2 separate regions of the Homo sapiens genome follow, and region 1 is linked to region 2. The links are chromatin contacts, found by Hi-C or POLR2A ChIA-PET in ENCODE. All regions are on one chromosome and are shown on one strand. The core of a region is the stretch at or near the end of the contact, and the rest is flanking DNA. Distances in the headings are between cores, read along the strand shown. Region 1 overlaps KLF3-AS1 (KLF3 antisense RNA 1). Region 2 overlaps LOC124900693 (a long non-coding RNA gene).

Region 1 (5,417 bases), core at 1,799-4,298, 490 kb after region 2:
TTTTTGTATTTTTACTAGAGACAGGGTTTCACCATGTTGGCCAGAGTAGTCTCGAACTGCTGACCTTAAGTGATCCGCCCCCTGCTCGGCCTCCCAAAGTGCTGGGATCACAGGTGTGTGCCACTGCACCCAGCTAATTTTTGTATTTTTAGTAGAGACAGGATTTCACCATGTTGGCCAGGCTGGTCTCCAACTCCTGGCCTCCAATGATCCACCTGCCTCAGCCTCCCAAAGTGCTGGGATTATAGGCATGAGCCACCGTGCCCAGCTGCTAACTAGAAATGTAAAGTGCACAGAGTGGTAGTGCTGGTAATAATTCTAGAGTATAAAAACAATTTAAAATTTTTTGGAGAATTTGTTTTTCAGATTTGAAAAGAAAAGGTGAATGATACACATATCTGTTTAAAACAATGATACAGGAAAGGTTTTCTTTAAAACAGGCTAAAAATTTTTGCCTTCCTTTCCTAATTTCTAAAGATGATGGAATAGAAAGACCATTATCTGGGCCAGGTGCGGTGGGTCACGCCTGTAACCCCAGCACTTTGGGAGGCCGAGGTGGGCAGATCACTTGAGGTCAGGAGTTTGAGACCAGCCTGGCTAACATGGTGAAATCCCCATCTCTACTAAAAATATAAAAATCAGCTGGGCATGGTGGCGTGCACTTATAATCCCAGCTACTTGGGAGGCTTAGGCAGGAGAATAGCTTGAACTCGGGAGGCAGAAGTTGTAGTGAGCCTAGATCACACCACTGTACTCCAGCCTGGGAGACAGAGCAAGACTCCATATGAAAGAAAGAGAGAAAGAGAAAAAAAGAGAGAGAGAGACAGAAATTAAGACTGTTATCTGGAATTGAAATAATAACATAATCAACAGTGTTGGCAGGGTGCAGTGGTTCACACCTGTAATCCCAACACTTTAGGAGGCCGAGGCAGGTGGATCACGAGATGAGGGGTTCGAGACCAGACTGGCCAACATGTGAAACCCCGTCTCTACTAAAAATACAAAAATTAGCCAGGTGTGGTGGTGGACACCTGTAATCCCATCTACTCGGGAGGCTGAGGCAGGAGAATTGCCTGAACCTGGAGGTGGAGGTTGCAGTGAGCCGAGATCTCAGACACAGCAATTGCTGTGTCTGAATTATACAATGCATCTTTGTCAGTCATCTGTACCAAATGGTCTAGATTAACTGGGGTTTTTTTTTTTTTTTGGAGGGGGGGGCGTTGTTGTTTGTTTGTTTGTTTGGATCTAAGGGTACTTCTGCAGGTGCAGAAGAAAGTTAAGGGAAATACATTAATAAATGTGACTAATTTTGTCATTATCCAAACTACACTACTCATTTGATAACTACCACCTAATGAAAATTGAAAAGTCCTGAGGACTGGACTCCAGACAGGTACTTTCAAATGCATCATAACTGGGAACACCTTGAGATATGTGGTTCGAGAAAGTAAGCTGATATCCTACCAAGAGTGTCTCTCCTGGGAGGTGGTGACAAATGCTCCTCAAGACTTCTCCTGTTTCCTCCTAAATCTTGGGAACTCCTTTAAGACGCCCTCATCTTCATAGTACCAAATGAAAGAAAATCAATTGCATTTGAAACAATTTGCCACATAAGAAAATAAACAAACATGGAAAAGGAGACACATTCGTGTGAATCTCAGGGGAAATCTTATTTTTCAGATATTGATGAAATAGCAAAAGAAACAAGATGAGTTTAGAATACCATCATCCATTCCTGCTTCTTTTGAATCCATTTCCCTTATCTTTAGTGCAGAAAAGGAAACTGATTAGATACATTACTGTGTAGCAAAAGTTGTACTCAAATTTTGAAAGTGTTTCCCTCCTTTTTAAAAAACTAAATGTTTCTCTTTTTTAGAAAGTGAATTTTCTCTATTGAGAAGATACCATGACCACTAGGCAGAATTATATATTTAGTTGTGCTAGAGCACTGATGACTTCTTTTATGATGATTTTTTTAAATGTTTAAATATTCCTCATAAACCTGCAAAACTTAAGTGCTAGACTCTATAACGTTTCATAGTTAATAGACCCATTTGCAACAGCAATGAGAAAAATTTAAATTTAAGTCCAGACACGTCACATAAAATTATTGACTGGCTGGGCTGTGCACAGTGGCTCACGCCTGTAATCCCAGCACTTTGGGAGGCCGAGGCAGGCAGATCATGAGGTCAGGAGATTGAGACCATCCTAGCTAACACGGTGAAAACCCATCCCTACTAAAAATACAAAAAATTAGCCAGGCATGATGGCACGCGCCTATAGCCCCAGCTACTAGGGAGGCTGAAGCAGGAGAATCTGTTGAACCCAGGAGGCGGAGGTTGCAGTGAGCCGACATCGCACCACTACACTCAGCCTGGGTGACAGAGCAAGACTCTGTCTCAAAAAACAAACAAAAAAAAACCAACAATTATTGACGGGCTAAAATATTCTGGAAAATCTAATAAACTAAACATATTGATGTGAGCATGAACACAATATATATTGTAGATTTCTTGTTCCTATCACAAGCAAGTAACTTTAAGGGCAAAGCACACCAAAAAAAAAAAGCCTTTTACATAATTCAAAGCTGTCCATACTTTCTTTTATCCTCTTCCATTCTTTTTTATTATTTTTTTTTAATTTTTATTTATTTATTTTTTATTATACTTTAAGTTTCTAGGGTACATGTGCACAACATGCAGGTTTGTTACATATGTATACATGTGCCATGTTGGTGTGCTGCATCCATTAACTCGTCATTTACATTAGGTATATAACAGTATCTTCAAGACAAGGGGAGGAAGGGAAGACACACTGCAATATACATCTGGACATATTTTAAAGATATTCACGATAGAAGAAAGCACAAATTAATGAATAAACAATTGGATAGATGACGTGCCTTGTTTGATGTGAGAACACTTAATAAAAGGTTAAAATTAATGAGCTAAGGGAAGAAAACATGGCTAAAAGGGCTGGTAGCTCTGTAAGGGTGGGGACAGGGCGGGGAACAGAGTCAGGGAGACAAACAGGATGCTGGGAGGTGAGAAATAAGGGTGGGGAGTAGTGGGCAATCTCAAGAGGAACTAACAAGGCCGTTGCTTATAGTTACCCAGAAAACCTACGAACAATAACAGACAAGCAGATGCAGCTCAGAAAGAAACAGCGGAGCAGCTAGAAGCCCCTCCTGCTGAGACAACGCACCAGACACGTTAATGGTGTTTGGGGGCTGCAGGTCATCTCTCACATACTCACATCCACAACTGCTGACACCTCTGTTTCCCGTCGAATCAACAGATCCTGGCAAAAGACCCCCAGAGAGGATGAATGGACCTTGATCCAGGAGTTTTAATATATTCCTATCTCTTCAGAAATAGGAACTTCGGCTCTACTCATTCTAGTTTGCTGGCTTTTCTATTTTTGGTTTTGGTGGGTTTTTTTTGTTTTGTTTTGTTTTTTGTGTTTGTTTTTAGCTTTTCTTCTTTGGAAAGGTTTGTCAAGTAAATACTGTTACGTGTCATTTTGAAGAGGAAATTCCAGTTCCAAGAACCAGCACAGGTCCAACTATCCAAGCAGTCTTTAAAAAGCCAAAGAGTCGGCCGGGTGCAGTGCCTGCAATCCCAGCACTTTGGGAGGCCGAGGCAGGCGGATCACAAGGTCAGGAGTTGGAGACCAGCCTGGTTAACATAGTGAAACCCTGTCTCTACTAAAAACACAAAAACTAGCCGGGTGTGGTGGGACATGCCCATAATCCCAGCTATTCGGGAGGCTGAGGCAGGAGAATCACTTGAAGCTGGGAGGAGGAGGTTGCAGTGAGCTGAGATCATGCCACTGCACTCCAGCCTGGGCGACAGAGCTAGACTTCATCTCAAAAAAAAAAAAAAAAAAAAAAAAAAAACCCACAGTCAATAAAAGACGTTTGCCTTCTCTCACTGCCCTTGATTCCTAGAGCCTCCCTCTTCACCACCTCCTGCCCCGCTAGACTCAGCCCCCTTCAAAATCCCAATCAAAGGACTGCACCTCTGGCTCTGAGGTGCTTTCAAAGGGCCAACTTGCAAAACTGTGCTTCAGATCTGACACTTAATCATACACAACTTGCCCGTTTCTTTCTTTCTTAGCGGTTTTTTTTTTTTTTTTTTTTGAGACAGTCACTCTGTCGCCCAGGCTGGAGTGCAGTGGCACAATCTCGGCTCACTGCAAAGTCGCCTCGCAGGTTCAAGCGATTCTTCTCCCTCAGCCTCCGGAGTAGCTGGGATTATAGACACGTGCCACCACGCCCAGCTAATTTTTGTATTTTTAGTAGAGACAGGGTTTCACCATGTTAGCTAGGCTGGCCTCGAACTCCTGACCTCAAGTGATCCACCACCTCAGCCTCCCAAAATGCTGGGATTACAGGCGTGAGCCACCATGCCTGGCATTTTAGCTATTTTTTAAAACACACTTGTTTCTTATTACAAAAGGAATACATGCTCATTAAAGAAAAAAACTCAGAATATTGAAAGGCAAAGAAAAAATATCCCCCCTACTCCTATCACTTGGATATGAGCATTATTATCATTTTCATGTTTTTGTGTATTAGCAAATCTTTTTTAATTGCCAGGGTGATGAAGAACTCTCCACTGTTCATGTGGGAGAACCATGTGTTTAATTTTTTCTAGGACAGATCAGCAAAACTTCCAAAGCATTTGTGAAGGCAGAATGGCTTGCCAGGTTGGGAGACCAAGGAATAAAAGGCTGAAGTCCTCTTCCCAGCCAAGTACCAGGGGAGCCTGTGCAACTGAGCTTTTACACGGAGGGAAATGCTTCAAACTTCAGGGTTTTGGAAGTGTGGGCATGCAATGCACTTGGAATGAGCAGAAAAGAAAAGGTGGCAAGACCACTTCCCTAGAGCACAGTGTACACCCTGCCTCTTTGCTGGCTTAGTCACTAAGGTAGAAAAATGCTCACACGTGCACATGTACATGTGCATGTGTGTACAGGGTGAGAGAGAGAGAGATGACATATGTATATATACATGAATAGATGTATGCACCCTTTGCTTGCTGCCTTCTGCTCTGCACTGTTGGAGCTTTATACTGACATTAAACTTCATGTCATTTTTATATGCTATCATGCCACTCACCTGCTTAAAAACCTTCTGTGGTTTCCCGATGTCAAATTCCAATTTTCTCCACAACATGGCCTTGACTGACCTCTCCTACCTTATCTCACTCCACTCCTAAGTGACCCAGGTTCCTGTTGGACCCTTTGCCTCCATGCCCTTTCCAGATCCTAAAATGTGATTTCTAGCCCCTTCTGCAGCCATGAAGTTCTAACACAGATATCACCTCCTCCATGAAGATTTTGAGGATTTCCTGACCAGATGTCATTTCTTTTGCAAGACTGTAAGCTCCTTGAAGACAAAAACCAAACCACAC
Region 2 (5,620 bases), core at 2,850-5,349:
GAAGTATGGAAAAGCTGTATCTACAGAGAGGTGATTTCATTCTTAACTTATGTTTTTCTTCATTAGATGCCAAAGAAATACTTCTTGAACTCATGATCTCCACTGCTACCATATTGGTTCAGGCCACCATTCTCTTTGGGCTGGACCAGTGCAATCTTTTTCAATGGTTTTATTTGCTTCCAGCCCTTCTCCAACCATACTCATCCAGGTGATCGAAACACACACACACACACACACACACACCTGACCTTGTCCCTCCCCACCACTGCTGAACTCCACCTACTTTCAGTCCTGCAATGACACTGGCTGTCTTTCAGATTCCCAAATCTGCACAAACCCATTCCTTCCTCTGTCAGAGCCTTTGTCTGGACTGCTTCTCCTGCCTTTCCTTCTTTGAAATTGACTCCTTTAACTTCAGATCTCAGCTCAAGCATCGCTTCCTGTAAAAGCGTTTCACAAACTCCAGGCTAGAACAATTTCCTTGCAATATGTTCTTTTAACACTTGGTAGTTTCTTTCCATTTCATTGATCAGAATGACTGCTTATATATTTTTCTGGGTGACTACTTGATTAATGTCTGTCTTTTCACTAGATTATAAGTGACATGAGAATAAGGACTGTGCCCATTTTGGTCACCATTATATCCTTAATACCTAGCACAGAGCCCAACACAAAAATGCGTTATTAATAGATATTTGTCAAATACTTTTACTTGAATAGATATGTGAACTTGGCTCCCAGGAGTTTATCATCAGCTAGGAGAGAAAAAGATTGCTCTTTATTCCCCAAAGCCCTTTTCAAATGTCATCCTCATCGTGAGGTTTCCCTGTGCAATCCCCTTTCCTCCTCTCCACCCCTGGACAGAATAACCTTCTTCCAGCGCAGGCCCCAGCATGCTCTGTTGTTCCTTAGTATTCCCTTCTTGGGCTTTTGGAAGAAGACTGGTCTGCCTTCATCCAAATCTTTCAACTGGACAGATCCACCTGGATACCTGCATCAGTTTCTTAGGGCTGCCAATATAAAGTACCAGAAACTGGGTGGCTTTAAACAACAATTCACCATCTCACAGTTCAGGAGGTTAGAAGTCTGAAATTGGAAAGTCCGCAGGGCCATGCCCCCTCTGAAGCCTGTTAGGGAGAATCCTTCTGACATCTTCTAGCTTCTGGAGTTTGCTGCCAATCTTTGATATTTCTTGGCCTGTAGGTGCATCACTCCAATCTCTGCCTCCATGATCACATGACTGTCTTCTTATAAGGACACCAGTCATATTAAGGCCCACACTACTCCAAGAGGACCTCATTTTAACAAACTATATCTGCAACTCCCCTACTTCCAAATAAGGTCACATCTTGAGACATTGAGGATTGTGACTTGAATACATCTTTTGGGAGGACACAGTTCAACACATAGCAATAGGCAGTGGGTAACTCAAACTCACCAGATCTCAAATTGGCCTCCATGTCTTTTCCCCGGACTCACTCATTTTCCTGTACTCCTTATCCTGATTGGGGGCACTAGGCCCTAAAGCAGAAACCTGGAAGTCATTCTATTCTTCTCCTTCTTTTATATCTACATAGTCATGATGTTCTAACAAGTATCTCTTTAAGAGTTCTCATATTCATCCCCCAAATCCCTGTTTTAGTTTCTTCATCATTTTTAACCTATGCAACTATAAGAATCAAACTAGTTTTTCTATCTCTTGTTTCAACCCCCTCTAACTCATTCTCTGCATTGCTGCATGAGACTTTTTTTTTTTTTTTTTTTTTTTTTTTGAGATGGAGTCTCGCTCTGTCGCCCAGGCTGGAGTGCAATGACGCGATCTCGGCTCACTGCAACCTCCACCTCCCAGGTTCAAGTGACTCTCTCGTCTCAGCCTCCCAAGTAGCTGGGACTATAGGTGCCCGCCACCATGCCTAGCTAATTTTTGTGTTTTTAGTAGAGACAGGGTTTCACCATGTTAGCCAGGCTGGTCTCCAACTCCTGACCTCAGGTGATCCGCCCACCTCGGCCTCCCAAAGTGCTGGGATTACAGGCGTGAGCCACCGTGCCTGGCTGAGACATTTTTAAAACACAAGTATTACCATGATACCATGTTTAGAACTCTTCTCAAGCTCTGCTCTGCACATAAGGTGGTCCAAATTCCTATGCAGAGCACATGAGATTTCATCATCTCATCCCTACTTTTCCGAGCTCCTCTTTAGACATTTCCTCTTGCAATCTCTTCTCCAGTCATTGTGAACCATTCACAGTTCCCTAAACCCAGGAAACAGTTTCATGCCTTGTGCTTGTAGCAGAGACATTTATTACTCATGGAATAGCCATGTGTTCCTGTACATTTTGCAACTCCGGGAGGCATGTGATTAGTTCTGGCCAATGGGCTGTGGATGAAAATTTTATGTGTCACCTCTGAGCTGAAGCATTGAAGAGCCAGTGTGCTAAATTCCAGCTTTTTTTGTTTTCCTGCAATGCCAGCTTACAAACCACATGTTCCAGGTGGTACAGCTGGACCCTCTAGCTTGGGTCCCCAAGTGACTGTGTGGAGCAGGGCCCTGCTCCTTACTCCTCCTGTCCAGCTGACCTGATTAGGCAGGTGACCTGAGTGAGAAATAAACTTCAGCTATCTTCAGCTACGAAGGCTTCAGGGTCATATTATTACCAAAGCATAACCTAGGCTTTCCTGACTCATGCTTTTGTACAAGCTCTTCCCTTTGCCTAACATGACCCCCTTCAGCTGCCTGGGAAAGTCTTACTGATCATTCCAGCCCCATTGATCTTCTCTTCTGTGAAACCTGATCTGAGTCATTGCAAAAGAAAGCTAACTACTTCCTCCTGTGCTCCCATGGCAACTTGTAAACAATGCTGACATCATCCTCATCGCTGGTTATCATAACAATTTAATATCCATCAATTCATATGGTACTAGATCATGGGTGCATTGAGGGCAGGGACTGTGTGTCCATCCAGCTATCAAATTTGTATCTCCAGCACCCCACAGAAGGATTTGCATACAGACGATACCCAATCCAATGAATGATGAATGAATAAAAAACTGACTAAATGTAATCTGTACAGAATAGGCTTTTGGCTGAGCATGATGGGGGAGGTCTGGGTCATACAGTGAAAACACTGTATGGGACTCTATAGTTTGCAGACATTAGAAGACAATAATTGCCATTTTGAGCTTATGTTGAATTCATATTGGCCTGTATAATGTGTATTACTATAGAAAATAAAACTTTCATACATACAATCAGGAAGGTGATTCTTCAAAGAGTGTCTAAAAATTAATTATGACTCATGAGTGAGTGCACGAGAGTGGAATCAATGTGGGTCCTGTTAGTGGAGAGTGTTTATTTAGGAAACAACACTGCACATGTGTAACAGCCAGAATGACGATTAAGATCACGTGTAACTGGCACATTACAAAAAGGTGGAAAGGACACTGTGAACAAAATGCAACTCTATCTATCATCTGTCTACCTATCTATCATCTCTCGATTTATCTACCTACCTATCATCTATCAATCTATTATCTATCATCTATTAGCTATTATCTATCTATCTTCTGTCTATCATCTATCTATCATCTACCTATTATCTATCATCTATCTACTATCTATCATCTATCTACCTATCATCTGTCTATTATCTATCTATCTATCAATCTATCTATTATCTATCTATCATCTATCTATCTATCTATCTATCTATCAATCATCTATCTATCTTCTATCATCACCTATAAATCCCATGACAGCAGTAGGGGCAGATCTAAGTTTTGTGGGGCCTCTCATTGCCTCTTTAAATTAATTCTATTGGGTAGGGGCAGCATTCCTCTACCCCTGCTGATGACTTGGGTAGACCAGAGATCTCAAGGTCACATTCAGACAATAAAATATCCTTTGAATTGCACAAAATGGCCTCCATTCAGATTTTAGCATTCCAAGTTGCAGATAATAGTTAAAACTTCAGAAACAATTTAGCTTTAAATCTTCTTTCCTTCCCTGGCTGGGACCTGTCTCACCCAGGAAGTCTGCCCTGGGAAGGGGTCATGGCCCTCTTCCTTTCCCCTCCCTCTGCTCACCTCCTTCCCTTTGTTTGCTGCTATTTCCCTCCATTCCTGGAATGAAGCCCAGAAAGGGGAGAGGTATGAGGATGAAACAGCTCTCATGTGGCTGGGCAGCCTAAGGCTTTTGGGCCGGACAGCTGGCCTCCCTGGAGCAGCCTGGCTGATGATTAAAGCTGACCCTGCCATGAGCTCCACAAAGGCCTCCAGCTGGGCTGCTCTCGCCTGTGGTTCCATTGACCCAGGCTGAAGCACCTCTGTCCCTTCAGGTGGTCTCATGTGATTCTTTCCCCAGCTCCTGGGATTCTGGAGGTGCCACGTCCAGTCCCTCTGCTGAGGTCTTCAGTCCATGCCTTTAAGCCCCAAGACCACCCCACACTACCCCACACCTGCTTCTTTTCCCACGGGGCCCTCATCTGGTCTTGGGACATGCTGCTTGCTCTGCCACAATAGTATCCATCGGTTAAAATATTTTGGCGCTGTCCTATGTCCTTTGCATTTATTACCTAATTAATAATGCTCACAACCAAGTAGGTACATTTGGCAGGCTGTATCCATGGGTATTTCCTGTAAAATTTCTGTCCCTGGTTTTGCCATCATGAAACACTGTGTGCACATTTCATTTGTCATTGATTTTGGCTGCAGAAACAGGAATCAGGAGATTGAGGCTTTATCTTGGCTTGACCATGAACTCACTGTAAAGCTTACGGCAAGTCAGCCATATCTCTGGGCCTCAGTTTCCACAGCAATAAAATAGGGAAGTGGAATGGATTCATCCTTACAAGGTTCCTTTTCTTTTCTTTTTTTTTTTCTTTTGAGACAGAGTCTCGCACTATCGCCTGAACTGGAGTGCAGTGGTGCAATCTTGGCTCACTGCAACCTGTGCCTCTCAGGTTCAAGCGAGTCTCCTGCCTCAGCCTTCCAAGTAGTTGGACTACAGGTGCACCACCACACCCAGCTAATATTTGTATTTTTAGTAGAGATAGGATTTCAGCATGTTGGCCAGGCTGGTCTCAAACTCCTGACCTTGTGATTCACCTGTCTCGGCCTCCCAAGGTGCTGTGATTACAGGTGTGAGCCATGGTGCCCAGCCCCAAGGTTCCTTTTCACAGTAAAAGTCCATGATTTAAGAAATAATTCTAGGATAAAGAAATGCGTGTAGGCTTGGGGATAGGAGGGGAAAGGCTAGTTAGGATGTGGGGTTCAAGGATTTAAGTAATCCTTAAAGGTCCTAAGCATCCTTCAATATTGAACAAACTTAAATATGGATCTAAAATGCCTTGGAATCTAGGGCTTTGTCAATTGCTTCTTTCACAACTCTAATGAGAAATCTCATTAAAAAGAGAGGTTTCAGTCCATGGTTTTGAGAAACTTAAAAACATTTGTCTGCCTGACTCATTAACTCCACTACCAGAAATAGATTCTAAGAAATAATCAGAAGCTTACACAAAGGTTTGTGTATAAGACAGTGAGTCACCATGATCTTTAGAGTAGTAAAAGGTAGAAACAACTCCCTTTGTTCCATCTCTGCTCACACGACACCTCCTTAGAGAG

The links. A loop is a pair of places that touch in the nucleus more often than their neighbours do. ChIA-PET counts read pairs that join two places held with the same protein, here RNA polymerase II (POLR2A). Pooled maps may share reads with other maps.
Region 1: POLR2A ChIA-PET joins it to region 2 with 11 read pairs in T-cell. The contact joins two enhancer-like sites. A Hi-C loop is called at or near these places in 2 of 168 maps with a recorded cell type or tissue (PC-9 and endothelial cell of umbilical vein) and 8 of 50 pooled maps. POLR2A ChIA-PET finds 5 or more read pairs at or near these places in 12 of 52 experiments (BJ, CD4-positive, alpha-beta T cell, H1 and 9 more).

Annotation. Positions count from the first base shown.
Region 1 is chr4:38,651,368-38,656,784 of GRCh38, forward strand. The region is part of intron 1 of KLF3-AS1 (KLF3 antisense RNA 1); the gene reads right to left. Among named protein-coding and RNA genes, the nearest start is that of KLF3, 10 kb to the right of the region's middle. Within about 2 kb of position 3,049, at least 4 of the 41 ENCODE cell types and tissues checked have a DNase peak (open chromatin) inside an H3K27ac peak, as active enhancers do.
Region 2 is chr4:38,158,297-38,163,916 of GRCh38, forward strand. LOC124900693 (a long non-coding RNA gene) reads left to right here. Exons shown (of 2, transcript XR_007058099.1): 2 at 1-3,250. Among named protein-coding and RNA genes, the nearest start is that of PTTG2, 200 kb to the left of the region's middle. RefSeq lists an enhancer at 2,551-3,052. Within about 2 kb of position 4,100, at least 16 of the 41 ENCODE cell types and tissues checked have a DNase peak (open chromatin) inside an H3K27ac peak, as active enhancers do.